2 separate regions of the Homo sapiens genome follow, and region 2 is linked to region 1. A link is an interaction called in ENCODE POLR2A ChIA-PET data of the cell type or tissue named here. Cell type or tissue: OCI-LY7. All regions are shown on one strand. Each heading gives the region's core, and the rest is flanking DNA. Links, peaks and the distances in the headings are about the cores only. Region 1 overlaps TNIP2 (TNFAIP3 interacting protein 2). Region 2 overlaps FAM193A (family with sequence similarity 193 member A).

Evidence for each region. ChIA-PET counts read pairs that join two places held together with the same protein. Peaks named below come from ENCODE experiments on the same cell type or tissue, not always from the same donor. Only the 100,000 strongest peaks of a DNase experiment are listed, where the experiment ranks them.
Region 2: POLR2A ChIA-PET joins it to region 1 with 9 read pairs; 2 of 35 experiments call an interaction of 5 or more read pairs at or near these places.

The regions. Positions count from the first base shown.
Region 1 is chr4:2,741,694-2,750,302 of GRCh38, forward strand. TNIP2 (TNFAIP3 interacting protein 2) reads right to left here. Exons shown (of 6, transcript NM_024309.4): 2 at 5,962-6,252; 3 at 3,753-3,842; 4 at 3,004-3,252; 5 at 2,694-2,813; 6 at 1-827. The coding sequence ends at 564. Among named protein-coding and RNA genes, the nearest start is that of TNIP2, 10 kb to the right of the region's middle. RefSeq lists enhancers at 3,149-3,649, 4,245-4,684, 6,095-6,144. In OCI-LY7, for the core only: no CTCF peak of the experiment used is centred there; DNase peaks (open chromatin) are centred at 4,738 and 6,728; H3K27ac peaks cover 1,888 bases.
Region 2 is chr4:2,619,037-2,631,874 of GRCh38, forward strand. FAM193A (family with sequence similarity 193 member A) reads left to right here. Exons shown (of 21, transcript NM_001366318.2): 3 at 6,226-6,359; 4 at 7,374-7,541; 5 at 11,899-12,133. Among named protein-coding and RNA genes, the nearest start is that of FAM193A, 89 kb to the left of the region's middle. RefSeq lists enhancers at 4,678-5,472, 11,456-11,957, 11,958-12,457. In OCI-LY7, for the core only: no CTCF peak of the experiment used is centred there; no DNase peak of the experiment used is centred there.

The sequences.
Region 1 (8,609 bases), core at 1-8,000:
TAGGTGAATAAAGTAAGTGTGCTTTAACTTCCGGCTGGATGACAAATGCTACTGAAATGCAGTTTCTCAGTGCAGACATGTGGCTCGCAATGGCGGGGGTGGCCACCCTAGTGTGACGTGCAGCCGCAATACTCCATTTGACTGGTTCGAGGCAGAGAGGCGACGCTTTATTCCATAGAACAGGATGGGGCTCCCACCCTGGGGACCATACAAGTGACTCCCTCAGGCAGCCACCCCTTTCTAGGCAGGCTGGGGGAGGGGCTGGCACACCAGCACCAGATAGCTCTGGCTTAAGCCTGATGGAGACACAGACTGGGACCTCCCTCTGCCAGATGTTCCTGACCCCATCTCCACCTCCAGCCTCCAGCCTCACTGGCAGTTCCCTGTGACCCAGCCTGTTCCATAGCCAAAGGGACCAAAGTGAACGATCAGAGTGCCCCGCAACTATTCTAGGGGCCTTGGCTCTCAGTAGAGCTCAACCCATGGCATCTGAGAGCACCCACCCTGTCCCTGAGGGCAGCTGCACCGGGCCAGGAGGCCGCAAGGGCACGGGTGAGTCTCGGTCACTGGCAGCACTCAGCCACATGCCTGAGGAGCTCTTCCCCTTGCTCGTCACTGAAGCACTGCAGGCAGTGAGGGCACTGAAGGTCCCCCTGGCCTCTCTGGGCCGCGCCAGGATGCCCGCCCTCTGCAGGGGGTTCTGGCTGCTGGGACCCAGTCCCAGGCCTCCAGCCACCAGGCACCATAAGCTCTAATGCGTCGGCGGCCAAATACTTGGCAGTTTTGCTCCCAGCGTGAATCCGGCCGGCGTCTGGCTCTCGAGAATCCTGGAGAAAAGGCAAGGGTGTATATACGTGGGCTGTGCTGACGGTCACAAAGCCAGGTCTCAGGTTCCAGCAACCAGAGGCACTTCACCTATCCCTGAGCGGAACTTCAGCCCCTCACTTTGCTTCCTGCTGCGCCCCAGAGCCCAGACAAGGGGGCGCTCAGTGAATGACTGAGGATCACACACACGCTCCGTCATGTGCTCATGAAGAAGTAGGCCCTGGCGTGGTCCACCCCCCAGCCCCTTGGTGGAAGTCCTGTTCAGTTGGACCTATCGGCCCCAGGAGACCTGACTGAGAAGGTGGCCCTGATGACGTGGCCCACAGGCCACCACAGAGTGGAGGTGGCAGAGCCTCTGGTGGGGAGCTGGGCAAACTGAGTACCAACCCTACTCTGCACCTCCTCTGTGGGGCCTGGGGGTGCTGAGCACTCTGGGGCTCAGGGGGTCCTTCAGTAGCAGCAAGAGGTGTCCCTGGCTTGGCCCCACCAACCACCTGGCATGATCTGGCACATGTTCTCCAAACATCCGTCCTGAAGCACTGCAGCCTGTGGCCCTCACTGCTTGCCTGGGAACTTCATTCCAGCAGGCCTTGGTGCTTCCACTTCCTGTCTGAATGTGGACTTTCCCCAGTGGGACTACAGCTTATCACCCATGCCTTCAGCACCACTGTCCCTGGCTGTGCCATCTAGGGACTGAGCAACCCTCGAGGGGCCACAGGCTACTGTTGAAAGGGAACCAGAGGCCACTTAGTACAAGGTCTGCAGGCCCCACCAGGAACTTTACCCCCGGGGGTAAGAATCTGGGCCTGCAAGTCTGGAACCAGTTCATCTGGTCCAAAATCTTCAAGAGGCGGCCTGAGACCATCCTCACGATTGTACCAATAGTGCTCCTTCAATCCAAATCACATGCTTCCTTGAATTCATGAAGGCCAGAAAAACCTGTCCAGCCCTCTGCTGCAGACTTAGTCCCAGGGTTAGTCCCATAGTCCACCATGACTCTCCCGTGCCCTTCATGCGGAGGAGAAGCAGAAACCACTGAGGCCCAGTGGCTGCTCGGAACAGGGCAGTGGGGGGTGGCCTCACAGCCCCAGGGTCCCTGTTCACACCCTGAAACACGGCTGACGTCCTAGCTCCAGCCCGGGACGCATCGATTCTCAAGAGGCATCACTACTGTTCAGTCTGTGCCAGGAGAGGAAGCTCTTTGAGTGGGGCCCAGGCTATTCCCAGGGCCAAAAGTGTGTTAGGTACTTGATGAGGAGCTACATAAACTTCTCCTGGATTTTTGCAGAGCACAAGTCAGTGAGGAGAAGGAAGAGGCCATGGGTCACACACTGAGGAACTTCATCGGTTCCCATTCATGCCAGGCCTCCCTCAAGGCACCCCATGGTAGGAAAAGCACTGAGCCCAGGGGTGGGGTGAGGGGCCCCTGCCCTGCAAGGCCCAGCTCCACGTGCCAGGCTGAGCTGGGGATGTTACTGGACACCCAGGGCCATCACATCTACATGACAAGGTAAGCGGGGTTCCCGTCTCACAGACAGGTCAGGACACGTAGGGAGCTCACACTTTGAGGCCCGAGATATGCTCTCTGACTGCATGACAGTGACGGACGGGCCCTGAGGACAGCCACCTCTGCTAAGACAGGCCGCCATGCCAGCCTCCTCCATAACTAAACAGTATAACAGGGAGGCTTTCCATGACCACGCCCAGGTACCAGGCCAGGTGGCTCTCCCCACAGCAGGGAGGGGCTCGCCACAACCCTCATCACCAGCAAATCAGGGCCTTGGCAGACACAGAAAGGCTCTAATCTCATGAGAAGAGAAACAAAAACACTAAACCTAAGCAGGAAGAAAAACGCCCTCATACTCTACCTGTCTCCAGGACACCTGGTGCAGCAAAGAGGCGACCTTTTCCTCCAGTTCTTGAATCCTACTTTGAGCCCGTTCCCGATCGGCCCTTTCTGACATGAAGTCATCCTTGTAAGCGAGAATCTGAAGAGAGGCGAGACACACATTTCTGCTCAAGGAAGGAGGAAGCGCCCCACCAGGCTTCTCCCACCCCCACAGTGACCACTGCCCACTCAGTGCCACCAAGCCTTCAGCCCAGCCTGTCCCATGATTTCGGCCACCACCGGCCAGCAGACATCTGGTCAGTGCCGTCCGGAGCCCGAGGGACAGACACCTGCTGTTCCAGCATCTGCACCCGCTCCAACGCAGCATCCCGGGCCGTCCTGGAGGCCGCCAGCTCCTGCTTCACTTCGGCACAGTCATTTATTTTCTCTTCCAACTGTCTGTTGAGCCGGGAGATCTCCTTCCTCATCAGCTCGGGCTCGTGGGGGATCTGCAGCCCCCTGAGCTGCGCATGGAGCCCCCTCACGTATTCGTCCCTGCTGGCGTTGTAGCGCTGCCACTTGGCATTGAGGTCTTCAACCTGAAGAGGTGGAGCCGGAAAGCTCACGGTGAAGGCAGCTGACAAAGCTGCTCAAGCCAGCACCCAGTGTGAATTATGTATTAGCAGTGATTCGCTGAGTGAGAGTTTCCTCTTAAATGGAAGCTGCCCCTCCCTGTTCTGTAGAGAGCAGACACTAGGCCCGCTAGAGAATCCTGAGGCAGCACGATGACACCCGTACGCAAGCAGCATGAACGGAGGTGGACTCGGTGCAGCTTTGCTGTCTTAGAAAATGGACCTCCTGCTGCTAACTCTTGCATCTCCTTTACTGACTTGTGGATTAATTTTAGGGGGATGGAGATGGACAGGACATGTCCCGTACGTCGTTTTAAGCAAAAAAGTCCAGTCTCTAGGGACTGTGTGTATCAAGTCCTAGTGGCCAGAGGGCGGGGGGCGACTCTGGGCATCAGCCAAGGAAAGAACCCTCACTTACAGTTTGTAAGCCATGTGTTCTTCTCAAACGAAATGTGAAAGACACTCACGTGAGTCACCTTCTGTTTTAACAGTCGATTTTCTTCCTGCAACTTCTCAATAACACTCTGGACAGAGGTGTGCCCATCTGTGTGTTCCGACTGCATGAGGAAGGGACAGAGAGAAGACACTCTGTCACATACAGCAAGAGGGGAGAAAGCTAGACCCAGAGGCTGAGGCCACAGATTATCACTGCGTCCCCCAGTGCAGCGGGTAGTGATCATTCATTTGGTAGAGAAGCAAAGCAGGGACAAGGGACCACCTTCTCCCTGCCCAGGCCCACCCCACCTGGCCCAGGCCAGAGCCCGGATGGGAGGTCTTCAGGCCACACCACCTTTCACACTGTCCTTATCCCGTCCCACCTACCAGTTTGAGCTGTTTGTCTTTTAAATATTTGGAATGTAAATATTCTAAAGCCATAATGTCTGCAGGGATTGGCACACCAGACATGATAAAGTCTTCTCATTGCCAGAGATTTGCCATTATCACAGACAGCAGGGAAGGCAGGAAGCTGAATCCCATTGTAAACCAGAGGATCTCCAGTGAGGGGGCCCCCAGCTGCCCAGGGTGGGCCTGGCCATGCACCCTGCTTACCTCCTTTGGAGCCCATGACACTGTCCTGTCTGCAGACAATCGGGTTCAACCAGGTGATTCTGGACACAGGAATCTAACCTCTGCCCCACGCAGGGTCAGGAGTCACCGAAGCCACAACCCAAACCAACCCCCACTAACAACTACAGAGCTGAATGAAAAGTCTCCTGAAACTCGTGTGTACCCTACAATTCTGACTGTATCTCAGTGACATAATTTTTGAGAATTCCCCTCAAATGACAAAGGAAGTGCACGTCCTAACACAGCCTACACCGGGAAGCCCCGGGTGACTCAGCTGAGTTCAGGGCTGAGAAGTGACACTTATTTAGAGACTGTGATGAGGGCCTACCCTGCCACTGGCCCCACCCCCGCCTCAGGCTCAACACTGTGTGTGGCTCCTTTCAAATCCCCAGAGGGAAATGACACAGTGACTCAAAATCAGACCAGAACACCCTGCCTCCGCCCAGACGGCACTTTTCCTCTGGTTTCTGAATGCAGCTGTGTCCTCTCTGAGGTTCCCCGCCTGGAATCCACCCAGCTGAGGTGGGCAGTTCTCAGACCAACCTTCTCCCCAGTGGGCGCCTCGGTGAAGCTGCTGATGGGTGCGGGATGTACTGTCTGCCACAGAACATCCCAGCGCGTGTGTTTCTGCATGAACCTTGGTGCTGCCTCAGAGAACTGCCTAGAAAGGACCCGAGCGAGAGGCCCTGTGCCCGGCAGTGCGAGTGAGATGGGGTCTCAGCCTAGGTGAGATGTGCACGGAGTGCCTCCATTCCCCTGCCTGCCACACACAGACCACCACAAGCACCAGCAAGATGGAAGGTGCCTGGCACACAGATGCCTTGGGCCACTGCTCCCCTACTTTTCTGCCTAGGAGCCCCCTGGTTTCTCCTGATGCTGAAACTCCCACGGTCCTTCTCTCTCCCACTAGACCCCACAGAGAGCTACAGCCCAGATCCAGCCTATCCTGGAGGTCCAGCGAACCCTTCTTTGGCCCTCACTGTCACTTGGTGCCGCTGCCCCCGGCCCTTGCTTTGATGATGAGGAGGCTGTGGCCCTGAGCCAGGTCTCCAAGCTTGCGGGAGGCCGTGCTGCTGGCAAGGACATGCCTAAAGCCAGCTTTGGAGATGGCGGTTCCAGCTGTGCCTGCATGCACTCAGACACACTGAGCCTGAAGAAGGCGGGCACTCACGGTCCTTCCAGGAGTTTGGGGTGTGGAACTGGAGGCACTCCCCATCCCCAGCAGTACCACCTGGCTCTGCTTCAGTTTCCTCGGATGGAGGATGTGACTACACTTCCTCCAGGCAGCTCTGCCAGGCTCAGCTCCTCCTCCTCATCCTCAGCTGAGGCAGATGAAAGCCAAGTGCCATCTCCCACCTGGGAGCGGGGTCGGCCACAGGCCTGGTGCTGGGCAGTGAGGTGGCTGCCTGCTTTCCTATTACATTTTGCATGTTCCATCATTTTAAAAGAAACCCTTGGATGAGTGAGCTTTGCCCCGTCAGCTGACTCTCGTTACTGAGAACAGAAGTGGGTTCTGGGGCGCCCCCCCACCTCTGTGATCAGGGGCCTGTAGGCGATGCTCCCAGCACACAGAGGTCTTCCCCACACTCTGCTTACACTGTGGCCTACCTGGTCAGGACTTCTCTCCCCCACATTCCTTTGTGCATGCTGTCGTTCATCCAGACACTTGGCCAGATGCTGACACATGTGGGCGGTGGCGGTCAGCGTCCTCCGCAGCTGATGGGTCTCGTTGGCCAAGGAGCGGCACAGGACGTCACTGGCGGCCCGGGCGCGCTCCCCTTCTGCCATGCTCCTCCGTAGCAGGACGACTTCCTTCTCTCGCTCGTGTTGGGGCTGGCTCAGCAGCTGCTGCATCTCCCTCTCTTTTTCTTCTAGTCGCTCAGTCAGCCTCTCAATTTCCTAAGTGGAAGATTTAAAAGCACAGTTTACTGAATTAAAAGAAGCAGTGTCAAGAGCAAATGTTCAGAAAGCAAAAGAAGACCTGGCGTGGATGCCCCATCACCAGACACAAACATACTCACTCAGAAGTTGGGCGTTTGAACTAACAATTACTCACTCAGAAGTTGGGCATTTGAACTATTAACTCTGGAGTTTTTCAGCCTACAATGTTCTGTTCTGAAACTTCATCTCAAATTTTTTTTTTTTTTGAGACAGAGTTTCACTCTGTTGCCCAGGCTGGAGTGCAATGGCACAATCTTGGCTCGCTGCAACCTCCACCTCCCAGGTTCAAGCGATTCTCCCACCTCAGCCTCCTCAGTAGCTGGGATTATAGAGCCCACCACCAAGCCCAGCTAAAAGAATTTTTTTTTTTTTTGAGACGGAGTCTCGCTCTGTCGCTCAGGCTCGAGTGCAGTGGAGCGATCTCAGCTCACTGCAAGCTCCGCCTCAGAGGTTCACACCATTCTCCTGCCTCAGCCTTCCGAGTAGCTGGGACTACAGGCACACGCCACCACGCCCAGCTAATTTTTTGTATTTTTAGTAGAGATGGGGTTTCACCATGTTAGCCAGGATGGTCTCGATCTCCTGACCTCATGATCCGCCTACCTCGGCATCCGCCCACCTCAGCCTCCCAAAGTGCTGGGATTACAGGCGTGAGCCACCACGCCTGGCCCAATTTTTATATTTTTAGTAGAGACGGGGTTTCACCATGTTGGCCAGGCTAATCTCGAATTCCTGACCTTAGATGATCCGCCAGCCTTGGCCTCCCAAAGTACTGGGATTATAGGCGTGAGCCACTGCGCCCAGCAATTTTTTTTTTTTTTTTTTTGAGGCAGGGTCTCACTGTCACCCAGGCTAGAGTGCAGTGGCACAATCATGGCTCACTGCAGCCTCGACCTCCCCAGGCCCAAGCGATTCTCCATCCTAACCTGAGTAGCTGGGACTACAGGCACGTGCCACCGTGCCTGGTTAACTTTTTTGTATTTTGTAGAGACAGGGTTTTGCTGTGATGCTCAGGCTGGTCTTGAACTCCTGGGCTCAAGAGATCCACCCGCCTTGGCTTCCCAAAGTGCTGGGATGACAGGTGTGAGCCACCACGCCCTGCCAAATTCTATTTTCACAAGCAAGTTCATAATTTTAGATTTCATATCATCAAAATGTTTTTTTGAGATGAGGGTTTCGCTATATATAGCCCAAGCTGGTCTTAAACTCCTAGGCTCAAGCAAATCCTCCCACCTCAGCCTCCTGAATAGCTGGGACTACAGGCTCAAGCCACCACACCCAGTTATCATCAAATTATCAAAGTGGCAATTCCAAGCACTTTTTTGATGGGATAGGTAGAAACTCCACTGTGGTGGGTAACCCCAAAAAGATGTCCACAACCAAACCTCCCATTCCCCGGTATCTGGGAATGAAACCTTACTTAGAGATAGGGTCTTTGCAGATGTAATTAGTTAAGGTGGGGACAAAATGGATTAGGACGGGACTGGTGTCCTTGTAAGCAGACAGAAGTCTGGACAGACACACAGAGAGAAGACGACCACGTGACAACAAAGATAGGAGTGACGTCTTGTCTTGTGGATAAAGGCCAAGGAACACCAAGGATTGGTGGCCCCCACAGGAAGCTGAAGAGGCGAGGAAGGGTCCTTCCCTAGAACCTTGAGAGAGAGCCGATGCCTTGGTTTCTGGCTTCTGGCCTCTAGAACTGTGAAAGATTAAATTTCTGTTGCTTGAAGCCCCCCAGTTTGTGTTACTTTGTTACAGCAGCTCTAGGAAATTAACACACCCAACCCCAATTACTTCTTAAAGAATTTAAAAAGGTTCTTAAAATGACAATTTTATTTTGAGATAGGGTCTCGCCCTGTCACCCAGGCTGGAGTACAGTGGTGCCACCATGGTTCACTGTAGCCTCCACCTCCCAGACTCAAGTGATCCTCTTGCCTCAGCACCCTAAGTAGTTGGATTACAAGTGCATGCCACCGTACCTGGCTAATTTCTGTATTTTTTGCAGAGACAAGGTTTCACCACTTTGCCCAGTCTGGTCCTGGACTTGAGTGATCCGCCTGCCTCAGCCTCCCAAAGTGCTGGGATTATAGGCACGAGCCACCACATCTGACCTGACAATTTTTTAATATCTGGCCTTAAATTTGTACTTTTCCGTTTTCAAAGAATCCTCCAAAATAAACAGTACATTACATGAAGGAGGTGAAGCAGGCTCAACTAGTCCATCCCACAAGTGAAGAAACAGTTTCAGAAAAGTCACGGAGGAGCCCAAGCTTCCCCCAGAAGTGGCGGGAGAAGGGTCCAGCCTCTGTGTC
Region 2 (12,838 bases), core at 2,210-10,209, 120 kb before region 1:
TATTTTTATTGCCTGTGTTCAGGTTTATTGGTATTCTGATCTGCTTAATCTGCCAAGTGTGTTTAGTGTATTTTTTTCTTTTATGTCTTATTTCTCAGCTCTGGAAGTTTCATTTGGTTTATTTATTTATTGACATCTTCAGTTTCTCTTCCCATCGTGTTTATTTTTCCTCTGTTTCTTGAACATATGGAGTTTCTTTATAATTGCCAATTTCAGATTCTTGACAGTTGTATCATCTCTATTTTTGGGGAGATCTGTTTCTTTTTTTCTTTTTTATTTTTTTGAGACGGAGTCCTCAGTGTGTCACCCAGGCTGGACTGCAGTGGTGTAATCTCGGCTCACTGCAACCTCCGCCTCCTGGGTTCAAACGATTCTCCTGCTTCAGCCTCCTGAGTAGCTGGGATTACAGGCACGTGCCACCATGCTAATTTTTGTATTTTTGTATTTTTAGTAGAGCTAAAAATACTAATTTTTGTATTTTTAGTAGAGGTGGGGTAATTTTTGTATTTTTAGTAGAGATGGGGTTTCCTCATGTTGGCCAGGCTGCTCTCGAATTCCTGACCTCAGGTGGTCCCGCCCGCCTCTGCCTCCCAAAGTGCTGGGATAATAGGCGTGAGCCACCGTGGCTGGACTGGGGAATTTCTTTCTTTCTTTCTTTTATTGTTTTGAGACAATGTCTCTCTCTGTCACCCAGGCTGGAGTGCAGTGGCACGATCTAGTCTCACTGCAACCTCCCCTCCCCTTCCTCGGTTCAAACAATTCTCCTGCCTCAACCTCTCGAGTGGCTGGGATTGCAGGCTTGTGCCTCCATGCCTGGCTACATTTTGTATTTTTAGTAGAGTTGGGATTTTGCCATCTTGGTGAGGCTGGTCTCGAACACCTGACCTCAAGTGATCCACTCGCCTCATCCTCTGAAAGTGCTGGGATTACAAGCGTGAGCCACTGCACCTGGCCTGGGGGATCTGTTTCTATTGATTGGCTTTTCCTCCTTCTTAGGAGTCATTGTCCTGCTTTTGGTTTCGTTACTGGATGCTGGACATTGTGAATTTTACATTGTTAATTGCTGGATTTTGTTATTTTTCTTTTAAATTGTGTTAGACTTGGGTGAAACATGACTGAGGTTAAATCTGTATATGATGAGTGCTATAATGGGACACATTTAAGGATTTAATATGTAGTCATCATGTACCCTATTTTAAGACTTACTTTCATGTCTTGTCTCCAGGAAATGTTGCTTTCCCAAGTTCTTGATTGCTTTTCTGAGTGTACTGCGTTCCAGCCATGATGATAGGCACTGATGTACCATAGTGAGCAAGTAGATAGGTTCTGGCTCTCATGAACCATGAATTCCAGTGTTGAAGACACATAAAAAAACAAGAACACAGTAGAACACCAGGATTTCAGATAGCAGTTTAATAGAGGAGATTAACTGGGGTGTTTAGGTTGATGGGTAAGCTAGAGCTCAGGAGATGGGCACCGCGCTCATAATCAGAACAAACACATTTTTAACATAAAGAATAATTAGCAAGTGGCAGGGTGTGTGGCTCATGCCTGTAATCCAGCACTCTGGGAGGCTGAGGCAGGCGGGATCGCCTGAGGTCAGGAGTTGGGAGACCAGCCTTGTCAACGTGGTGTAACCCCGTCTCTACTAAAAATACAAAAATTAGCCAGGGGTGGTGGTGGGCTCCCGTAATCCCAGCTACTCAGGAGAATCGTTTGAACCCAGGAGGCGGAGTTTGCAGTGAGCCGATATCACAGCATTGCACTCCAGCCTGGGCAAGAAGACTGCAACTCCGTCTCAAAAAAAAAAAAAAAAAAAAAAGTAATTAACAAGTAGCGACAGGTCAGCCACCCAGATCCGTGAAGTGAATGCTAAAGAATATGGCCGGGGCAGATTTAGGGAGCAGCCACTAACGGGAGCTTAGGGAGGGGACTCAAGAAAGGAACAAACTTGGAAGAGGCCCTGACATGGAGGGGGTGTCATTATGCCCCACTGGGTAGCAGAGAGGCTCCCTGAGGTCCTGCAGGCTGGGACTGAGTGCTGGAGAGTGCGTGCCTCTCAGTCCCCCACACACCACTGATGAGGAGCTGCCTCAGGGTAAGAGCAAGATGAGAAAAGCACAGGAACCTGGAGGGAGACCCCTTCTTCTTCACCGTCCCTGTAGTACCCTCCACCCATAGGACCACACATTGTACCTACCTGCTGGCAGAGGAGAAATGTTTACAGGGTGCAGCTCCTTCATTGTAAGTGTGGCGAAGAAGGGTGGATTTGGAGTTGAGAGGCAAAAAAATTAATTGACTCAACCAGCCTCCCTCAGTAGGTGATCTTTTTGCTGAGGCCTGATGGGACAGTATTCTACAGTCTACCAGAAGCCAATCAGAGGCTCACTGACTAAGGGTACGAGGCAAAGGGAGCAAGGGCAGTGACTTAAAAGCAGAACTTTGACCTGAGCAACCTTGAAAGCTGTGGTAAGAAATACGGTGTTTGCTCCTAAGTGAAGTGGAGGAGAACAGAGGTTTTATGTAGGGAGCTCTGTGATCTCACTCTGCTGCTGCTTGGAGAATGGATGATTAGTACATACGGAAATAGGTGTGCCACTAGAGAGAGCCAGTGCAGCTGTGCAGGCAAGAGGTAGGTGATGATGGCTTAGACTGGGTTGGAAGCAGCGGAGGAAGAATGGGTGGATTGTGGAGGTGCTTAGGATTGAGGTGGAGTGGACAACTTTGCTGTTAGATGGGCGTGGGATGGAGGAGAGCGTGAACCTCGCTTGTTGAAGGGAACGGACTCGCTTAGGGAACAGCCTCTTCTACCACTGCCCTCTCCTTGCCCTACCATGCCTCTTCAGTCAGAACTCCATGGCCTTCCAGCCACTTTTGGTATTGGAATAACCACATTTTCAGGTACTCAGGTCCAGTCTACATAAAAACCTAAATGTGGCTTAGTGTGGTGGCTCACGCCTGTAATCCCAGCACTTTGGGAAATGAAGGTGGGCGGATCACTTGAGCTCAGGAGTTTGAGACCAGCCTGAGCAACATGGCGAAGCCCTGTGTCTACCAAAAATACGAAAAATTAAGCCAGGTGTGGTGGCGCATGCCTTTGGTCCCAGCTACTCAGGAGGCTGAGGTGAGACGATTGCTTGAGCCTGGGAGGCGGAGGTTGCAGTGAGCTGAGATTGCACCACTGCACTCCAGCCTGGGTGATAGAGCGAGACCCTGTCTCCAAAAAAAAAAAAAAAAAAAAAAAAAACCTAAATGTCTCATCTAATTAATTCAAAGCCTCTTCCCCTCATGTTAAGTGATGGCAGGAGTCCCCAAGGGCAGAGGGCGGTGGTGTATGTCCTGCTTCCTTATGCCTGTCCTGTTCCTCCAGGATGGAGAAGGGGCACTGGAGCGGAGACTTGGGGGTCTTTGTTCTCTGCTGGGTTGTCTAGGTTCTTTTTGGCCCACTAGCGCTAGGCCTGTGGTCCTAATGGGTGGCCCAGTGGTTGCTGGCTCTTTCTTGTTGGTGGCGGGGGTGCTGCTTTAGCATGCTCAGGCTGCTGCAACAAAATGCCATGGGCTAAGCTGCTTGTAAACAGCGGACATTTATATCTTATAGTCTGGAGGGCTGGAAGGTCTAAGATCAAGGTGCTGGCAGATTGGTGCCTGGGAAGGGCCAAGCTTTGGTTCATAGCTGGTGCCCTCTCTCTGTCCTCGTGCGGTGGAAGGATGTGGCAGCTCTCTGGGGCCTTCTTTATAAAAGGACACTAATTCCATTCACGAAGACTCCGACCTCATGACCTAATCACCACCTAAAGGCCCTACTTCCTGATACATTACCTTAGGGGTTAAAATTTCAACTTATGAACGGGGGCGGGCGGGGGCACAAACATTCAGAACAGAGCAAAACATTCAGACCTTTGGGCACTTCTGAGACCTTGGTAGGGACTTCGTGCTGGACTGTCTAGTGGAAACTGTGTGACACAACCAGCCTGCCCCCAACCCCCTACCACTGCTGTCCCGCACTCTGCCCCCCTTCCCTCATGGTGTAATTCTGGGGTCTGCTTCCCCAGCAGGACCTATTTGGGGTGGGATTCTTTCAGGATGACACAAGCTCTTACCCTCCTGTGTGCTGGCGGCAGCTGAGCTGGGTCCCCTGCTGTCTTTTTTTTTTGAGACGGAGTCTTGCTTTGTCACCAGGCTGGAGTGCGGTGGCGCGATCTCGGCTCACTGCAAGCTCTGCCTTCGGGTTCAAGCAATTCTCCTGCCTCAGCCTCCCGAGTAGCTGGGACTACAGGCGAGCGCCACCACACCCAGCTAATTTTTGTGCTTTTTTAGTAGAGACAGGGTTTCACCATGTTGGCCAGAAGGGTCTCGATCTCTTGACCTCGTGATCTGCCCGCCTTGGCCTCCCAAAGTGCTGGGATTACAGGCGTGAGCCACCGCGCCTGGCCGGTCCCCTGCTGTCTTAATCCTCTGCCCACTTAGCAACGCTCAGGCTTTTCTGCTGCAGGGTCTTACCTGCAAGGCCTGCACCAGTGTCTGTGTGACCCAACTCCACAGCACCTGCCACAGGCCCTTGGGAGTTTCCTTGTGCTTGGCTCAGCAGCAGACTGGGGTAGTGCAAGCATCTGAACAGACCTTGCCAAGTCCAGCCCAGGGTGAGCCCCAGGCTCCTTGCCACAGGCCACCACCCGTCTCTCTGGGGGCTTGTCTCAGTGGCTTCATGCTTGACTGGGGGAGGGGTTGGTGAGGAGAGCACACTTTTCCTTGTGGGGACCAGAGTGGGAATAGTGCAATACTCAAGACTTAGGTGAATTCCTTTCTGGAAGTCTCTCTTGTGACTGTATTTCTTTTCCTCATGCTGTGGGGGTCAGGGGGATGCAATGATTATGGAGCTGGCAGCCCCTGTCATGAGCCTGGGGAAGGCTCTCTAGCACCCTGCATCACCCTGTGGGCACCCTCAGCTCTGAGACCTGAGCCCTGAGCCCCTGTTCCCAAGGAGCAGAGTCCTTCTCAGGGCCTCTTCTAGAAGGAGCCTTGGTGCCGATGGAAGGGTAACTGAGCGGGAGGAGGAACCTAGGGTTGTGTTGTGTTCTCTAGTTGTTGTTGGTGAAATCCTTTTGGCGTGGGACATAGGAAGGTCTTTGCCCAATGTTCTCTCTCTCTTTTTTTTTTTGAGACAAAGTCTCGGTCTGTTTCTCAGGCTGGAGTGCGGTGGCGCGATCTCGGCTCACTGCAACCTCAGCCTCCCGAGTAGTTGAGATTACAGGCGTGCCCCACCATGCCTGGCTAATTTTTGTGTATTTAGAAGAGACGGATTTCACCGTGTGGGTCAGGCTGGTCTTGAACTCCTGACCTCAGGTGATCCGCCTGCCTCGGCCTCCCAAAGTGCTGGGATTATAGGCGTGAGCCACTGCCCCCGGCCAAGTGTTCTCTTTCTTAAGCCTCCTTGTTCCTCAGAGCAGGCAGTGCAGGCTATGGGATTCCCCAGGACGGAGAGGCCTCTGCCCCGGCTGCTTGATGCAAGGCTCAGAGAGGCCACTAGGTTTCTACCATGTGCTGTCTCAGGCAACCGTGGGCATATCACTTTCCAGAGGTGCCCACTGAGGTGGTCATTGTGTGTGCTGATTAGGACAGTGGGAGTAAAACTGTTCCTTTTTAAATTTAATATAAATTAATTTTTAAACTTTTTAAAAAAATTTATATAGAGATGAGGTCTTGCTGTGTTACCCAGGCTGGTCTCAAACGTCTGGGCTCAAGTGGTCCTCCCATCTCGGCTTCCCAAAATGGTGGGATTACAGGCGTGAACCGCCATGCCCAGCCGAATTGTTTCCTTTTTGTATGTATGTGTGTGTCTGTGTGACAATGTCTCTGTCACCCAGACAGGAGTGCAGTGGGGCATGATCACGGCTGACTATAGCCTCAACTTCCCAGGCTCAAGTGATCCTGTCACCTCAGCCTCCTGGGTAGCTGGGACTACAGGCGGGCACCAACACGCCCGGCCTATTTTTTGTATTTCTTGTAGCAGTGGTGTTTCACCATGTTGCCCAGCGATCCACCCACCTCAGACTCCCAAAGTGCTGAGATTACAAGTGTGAGCCACTGTATCTGGCCAAGATAGTTTCTTTTCAATGTTTAGGTTTTACAGTTTTTTAAAAGGCATTTTTCCTGAACAGTTAATAAAAAATTGATGCCGTGAACATTTTAACATAACTGGTCTATTCTGTTCTCTTTTTAAAACAGAGCCAAGATTTTCTTCTTCACTCCTCGCTTGGTGGCTCCCAGCCAGAGGCCGGCAGTGGTGGGAGGCTCGCTCTGGGTGCACAGACGCTGCCTTCAGACACCGCATGCTCGTGCGAGGCCTGCAGTGAGCGCAGGTATGTGACGTGTGTGCCACGTTGCTCACACCTGTCCACAATGACATGCAGACCTGCATATTGGAGCTGGACGGAGAAACTGGGCTAATGTGACAGACAGCAACAAGAGTAAGGCAGTTGCTTCGCTATTGAGAGAAAGAACCATATGAGTAAGACAAAAACTGTTGCTCTTGAGGAACTGGCACTAGGAAGCATCCTCAGAACAAGAGAAGGAGTCCTTAAATAATCAGAATCTAAGAGCAGCCTCAGTGAATGAGAGGAGCGATGGGGGAGAGCCTGACTGGCTGCTTCTCAGTGGCTGAGGGGAGAGCCCTGGAGCTCATCTTTTTTTTTTTTTTTTTTTTTTTTTGAGACAGGGTCTGGCTCTGTCCCCCAGGCCGGAGGGCAGTGGCGTGATCTCCGCTCACCACAACCTCCGCCTTCCAGGCTCAAGTGATCCTCCCACCTCAGTCCCGGTATCTGGGACTACAGGCGCGCACCACCATGTCGGGCTAATTTTTGTATATTTTATAGAGATGGGGCTTCGCCATGTTGCCCAGGCTGGTCTCAAACTCCTGGACTCAAACGATTAGCCCGTCTTCACCTCCCAGAGTGCTGGGATTACAGGCATGAGCCACCATGCCCAGCCCAGGAGCACATCTAAAAATGCTCTGTGCTCTGGCTCAGGAAGGAATGCATGTAGCCAAGTGGGGGCCAAAGGGTGGGGGCAAAGCTGCCCATTAAGTACCTTGGAGGTGAAGGCCAGGTCAGCAGTGGGGATGTGGGTACCCTAATTGTGGACATTAGCCACAGATGCTCCTGTCATCTGTGCAGTGGCTAAGATCTTACGCAGAGTGCACCCTAGGAGCTGTGCTGGGGATGCCATCACCCCCCTGCACTGACAGCAGCCTGATTGCCGGCTCCTGGGAGCTGGGCAAGGTGCAAGAGCCTGGGAGGTCCTCTGAGGACAGTGTGCTAGGTGAGGAAGGGCAGCAGATTGTGGTGACTTTCTAACCTTCCTGTGTTGTCTCACAGAGAAATTTCGGCAGAGGCGGACCGGGAACCTCAGCAGCTGCAGAACTACTGGTCAGAAGTGCGCTACACGGTGCGCTGCATCTACCGCCAGGCAGGAACCCCGCTGGCAGATGACCAGGACCAGTCTCTGGTGCCTGACAAGGAGGGAGTGAAGGAGCTCGTGGATAGGTACATACTGCCCTTTCCTGTTGTGGCCCCATGCAAACCCCTGCCCTCCCTGCTGCACTTGGAGCCACTCCTTTCAGGATGGGCTTTCCTTACAGTGCTCAGCTGGGTTTGCTTAGCCTTTGGTGCCTGTCAAGACTGCAGCAGATGAACTGGCAAAAGTGAGCCCCCTAGGTCAAACGTCTTGAATTTTTCTGATTTTGATGAAACGCTATTGCCTGTATAATTACACAAGAAATGTTTCTGTCACTTGTTTGTGTGAAGACTGATAATAATACCTTCCTTTTTGAGTCCCCCTGTGCCAGGGATGATGCAGAGTACTTTTACAAGCACTCTTGCCTTTATCAACCCAAGGAGAAAGGCCGAGTTAGCCCATTTATGAAGTGAAAAAATGGGGGCTCTGTGAGGTTGGGTAGCTTGTGTATGTGCCTGTGGTTCATGAGGCCAAGACAGCTGAGGCGTGCCTGGCCGTGTGGCTGTTTCTCATGATGCCGCAGCCGTTCTTCAGCAGATACCTTATGCTCAGTAACCACACAGAATTTGAGGTGGCCATAATTTTTATTCTTCCTTATAGTTTGATGTAACTTTTTTTTTTTTTTTTTTTGAGATGGAGTCTTGCTCTGTCAGCCAGGCTGTAGTCCAATGGCGTGATCTTGGCTCACTGCAACCCCTGCCTCCCGCATTCAAGCTGTTCTTATGTCTCAGCCTCCAGAGTAGCTGGGATTACAGGTGCCCACCACTGTGCCCGGCTAATTTTTGTATTTTTAATAGAGATGGGGTTTCACCATGTTGGTCAGGTTGGTCTCTAACATAATCCACCTGCCTTGACCTCCCAAAGTGCTGGGATTACAGGCGTGAGCCACTGCGTCCGGCAACATAACATATTTTTATGTTTTTTGAAATGTTTCAAATGAAAGCAACTTATTTGAGATGGCCATTTCATGGGTTGATTCTCATTTGGGTTTCTTTCTCACATTTTGAATGCAGCACATTTGGGAGGCTTTTTTTTTTTTTTTTTTTTCAGATGGAGTCTCACTCTGTCGCCCAGGCTGATGTGCAGTGGTGTAATCTCAGCTCACTGCAACCTCTGCTGCCTGAGTTCAAGTGATTCTCCTGCCTCAGCCTCCTGAGTAGCTGGGATTACAGGCGCCTGCCACTGTGCCCAGCTAATTTTTTTTTTTTTTTTGAGACGATGTCTCGCTCTGTCGCCCAGGCTGGAGTGCAGTGGCGCAATCTGGGCTCACTGCAAGCTCTGCCTCCTGGGTTCACGCCGTTCTCCTGCCTCAGCCTGCCGAGTAGCTGGGACTACAGGCACCCACTACCACGCCCAGCTAATTTTTTGTATTTTTAGTAGAGATGGGGTTTCACCATGTTAGCCAGGATGGTCTTGATCTCCTGACGTTGTGATCTGCCCGCCTCGGCCTCCCAAAGTGCTGAGATTACAGGTGTGAGCCACCACACCCGGCTGCGCCCAGCTAATTTTTGTATTTTTAGTAGAGACAGGGTTCATCATCTTGGCCAGGCTGGCCTTGAACTCCTGACCTTGTGATCCACCTGCCTCAGCCTCCCAAAGTGTTGGGATTACAGGCGTGAGCCACCGCGCCCCGCCGGGAGTTTTATAAACTGATGTTTGCTGTGCAGTAGATTCTTTCCTGGAGGCAGGGATAGTGATTAGCCATAGATTAGGTTAACTCATTGAATTCAGCCAAGTATTTTCAGGGTTTGACCTGTGAGCCACTGGTATTGCATGAGGTCCCTCTCTGTGGTATGTGCTTTTATTAGAAGTTAGGTTTCCAGCCAAGCGTGGTGGCTCACACCTGTAATCCCAGCACTTCGGGAGGATTGCTTGGGCCCAAGAGTTCAAGACTAGCCTGGGCAACATAGTGACTTGTCTCTACACAAAATAAAAAAAATTAGCCAGGTGTGATGAAGCACACTTGTGGTCCCGGTTGCTTGGGAGGCTGAGGCAGGAGGAGCTCTTAAGCCCAGGAGTTCGGTGCTGCACTGAGCTAGGATCGCTCCACTGCACACCAGCCTGGGCAACAGAGTAAAATCCAAAGAAAAACACAAAAAAACAACAAAGTTAGGTTTCCTAGTGAGTATTAGGAAAAAATGTATAACCTTCACGTCAAACCCATGACTTCACAGCTTATTAACATTGCAACTTCAGTACTTTAGAGTAGCAGCCAGTGTGTAGTTGATGTGCCCGCATCTGTTGAATGTGTGTGTGAGTTAGCGAATGAGCTTCCTAGCTTCTTCAGCATATTGCTGTCTCTCTCTTTTTTTTTTTTTTTTTGAGACGGAGTCTCGCTCTGTCACCCAGGGTGGAGTGCAGTGGCGCAGTCTTGGCTCACTGCAAGCTCCGCCTGGCGGGTTCATGCCATTCTCCTGCCTCAGCCTCGCGAGTAGCTGGGACTACAGGCGCCTGACACCATGCCCGGCTAATTTTTTGTATTTTTAGTAGAGACAGGGTTTCACCGTGTTAGCCAGGATGGTCTCAATCTCGCCTCCCAAAGTGCTGGGATTATAGGCGTGAGCCACTGCACCCTGCCCCGCTGCCTTCTTTTTATATAACTTAAAAAAAAATCTGTTTGCAAAAGTATCACATGGTTATTTCCTTAAATTTATAAAATACAGAAATAGACAAAAAAAAAAAAGAGATCTAAGTCCGACATGCTAAGAGAACAGTGACGTGGGTGTCCAGTCTGCTTCTAAGTTTGGTTGTCTCTGTCAAAATTTGACCTTCTGTGGCTTTATTTTAATAGATGAAATGCATTCTGTTTCAGAGGACAGTTTTTTATACTAGTAGTTGAAATGACAGTTGTCATGCTCAAAAAATTAATGTCTGTCTGAAATATACTAACCATAATAGGAATCCCATCCATCTACACTATTTTTTTAATCCACATTTTCCATAAGGCTTCACATGTTCCATTGCAAGATTTTACTTGGCACTTGTCTTTTATAGCCTAGGTAATATGGCAATTTAAAAATAGAACAGGTGACAACTTTCTTTTCTTTTGACATAATATGGTATGTAGGTGAAAGGATTTACTATGTAAAATCCAGGAGCTGTAGTTTAATACATTTTACAACTCATTTCTGTTAGAGTGATGAACTCAAACTGGTTTCTCCTGGTGATGGGTTATGGACGAATTTTTATTATTACATCAGTGGTTTTAGGTTTCCATCTAGAGGCTCCTGGATTAAAATACAATTAAATTTAACCATAGCAATGCCAGTACTGTAGAATACGTTTTAAAATGTGCATTATCGGCCGGGTGCGGTGGCTCACGCCTGTAAGTCCCAGTACTTTGAGAGGCCAAGGCGGGCGGATCACAAGGTCAGGAGATCGGGACCATCCTGGCTAACATGGTGAAACCCCGTCTCTACTAAAAATACAAAAAATTAGCCGGGCGTGGTGGCGGGCACCTGTAGTCCCAGCTATTCGGGAGGCTGAGGCAGGAGAACTGTGTGAACCCAGGAGGTGGAGCTTGCAGTGAGCCGAGATCACACCATTGCACTCCAGCCTGGGCGACAGAGTGAGACTCCATCTCAAAAAAAAAAAAAAAATGTGGATTATCATACACATTTGTGTCAAAAATAATGGATTATCCCAAAGTTTGGCCTGAAATTCATGAAAATGCTCATTGCATTTGTGGCTTAGTCATGTTGCATGTATTTTTTTTTTCCTACTCTTCAGCCTACAAATTTTATTTTACACACCTTTATTGCTTTTTTGGTGGGATAATTGTTAAAAAAAAAAGATAAACTGTGTCTAAAGTTTCCTCTTTTGATAAGCCTAATACAAACCCATTTGGATTGTACACTGAACTTCTAGAAAGAAGGAAAGAGCAGGCTGCCGCAGATCTGCAGCCAGGTGGCACCTCTCCTGGGATCAGTGCTTTTTACTTGTTAACATATAAGCCTTTAAAAGAGTTGTCCCCAGCCTCGTGTCTGAGCATGTTGTCTGGGGCCAGCTGCTGAGAAGTGGTAGCGTGCTCTTCCAGCTGTGTGAGTTTACGCAAGTCACCCAACCTGTGTGGGCCAAAATGTCCCCTCTGTAAAGCAGGCACTGAACCCACACACAGCGAACTGAATTAGTGCACGTGCACGGACAGTGCTGTACAGAGAAAGCTCAATAAATGTCACTTGCTGTTCCCTAGTGACACTCTGTGCCCCGGATTCCCCATCCATTAGGTGGGGTGATTGTGCTTCTCACAGGTGGTTATGAGGAAGGTGACTGTGTGGTCATCTAGAGGTGGCCACCTGTGGAAGGGCTTCAGAAAAGATGCTCACTGACATCAGAGCACCCATGGGCCCTGGTGGGCAGGCCCTGGTGACCCTCTTCTCTGTGCAGGCTCTGCGAGAGGGACCCCTACCAGCTGTACCAGCGTCTGGAACAGCAAGCTCGAGAGTATGTGCTGGAGATGAAGGTCCGCCTGCTCCGGCAGCTGTCGGCTGCGGCCAAGGTGAAGGCACCATCTGGCCTGCAGGGCCCGCCGCAAGCGCACCAGTTCATCTCCCTCCTGCTTGAGGAGTACGGCGCCCTCTGCCAGGCCGCACGCTCCATCAGCACCTTCCTTGGCACTCTGGTAAGAGAGAAAACGTGTTTTTCTTTCTGTTTGGATGAGCTGAAGAGAAGCATGTGGCAAGAGGAAGCTTCTCACGCATGTGTGCCGACCTCGCTGTCACACCCCCACACACTGTGATAGGCCCCTCTTCTCTACGGGAGAGGACCTGTTTCCTCTCCTCTTTGTCTTTCCTCTGGACTTTGCCACTGGATAAAAGCATTGGGTGGATTGATAAGCAGGTGACACCTCATGGTAGTACTGTTTGGAGGACCTTGAGGCCCAGGGAACGAGGCATGGGGGCAGTGTGAGGGGAGCACTGATGTGTGCCTTTATAAGGAGACAGAGAAATCTCCGGTGTCTTACTTAGGTTGTTCATTCTTTCGTTGCTGTAGACAGAGCTGGTATTAGGTGAAATGCCCATGAAGAGCATGAAGGCTGTAGAGAACAGCTTGTTTACCGCCCAGTGGCGTTCATTCATTCATGCAGGCATGCATGCACTCAGCAAGCCAGCACTGAGTTAAGGATCTGCTTGCAGTCTCAAGACAGGCCCTATCACCATCCTTGCCAATGGGGATCTGACAGTCCTAACAAAAGAGACACACAGATGGGTCCGGTTGCCTCAAAAGAGGAATCACTACATTGGGTGGAAGGAGCATGGTATAGAAATATGGTTACAAGTAGGCTGCGGTCAATCCTCAACAGCCTCAGTGCCCCCACGCTTTGGAA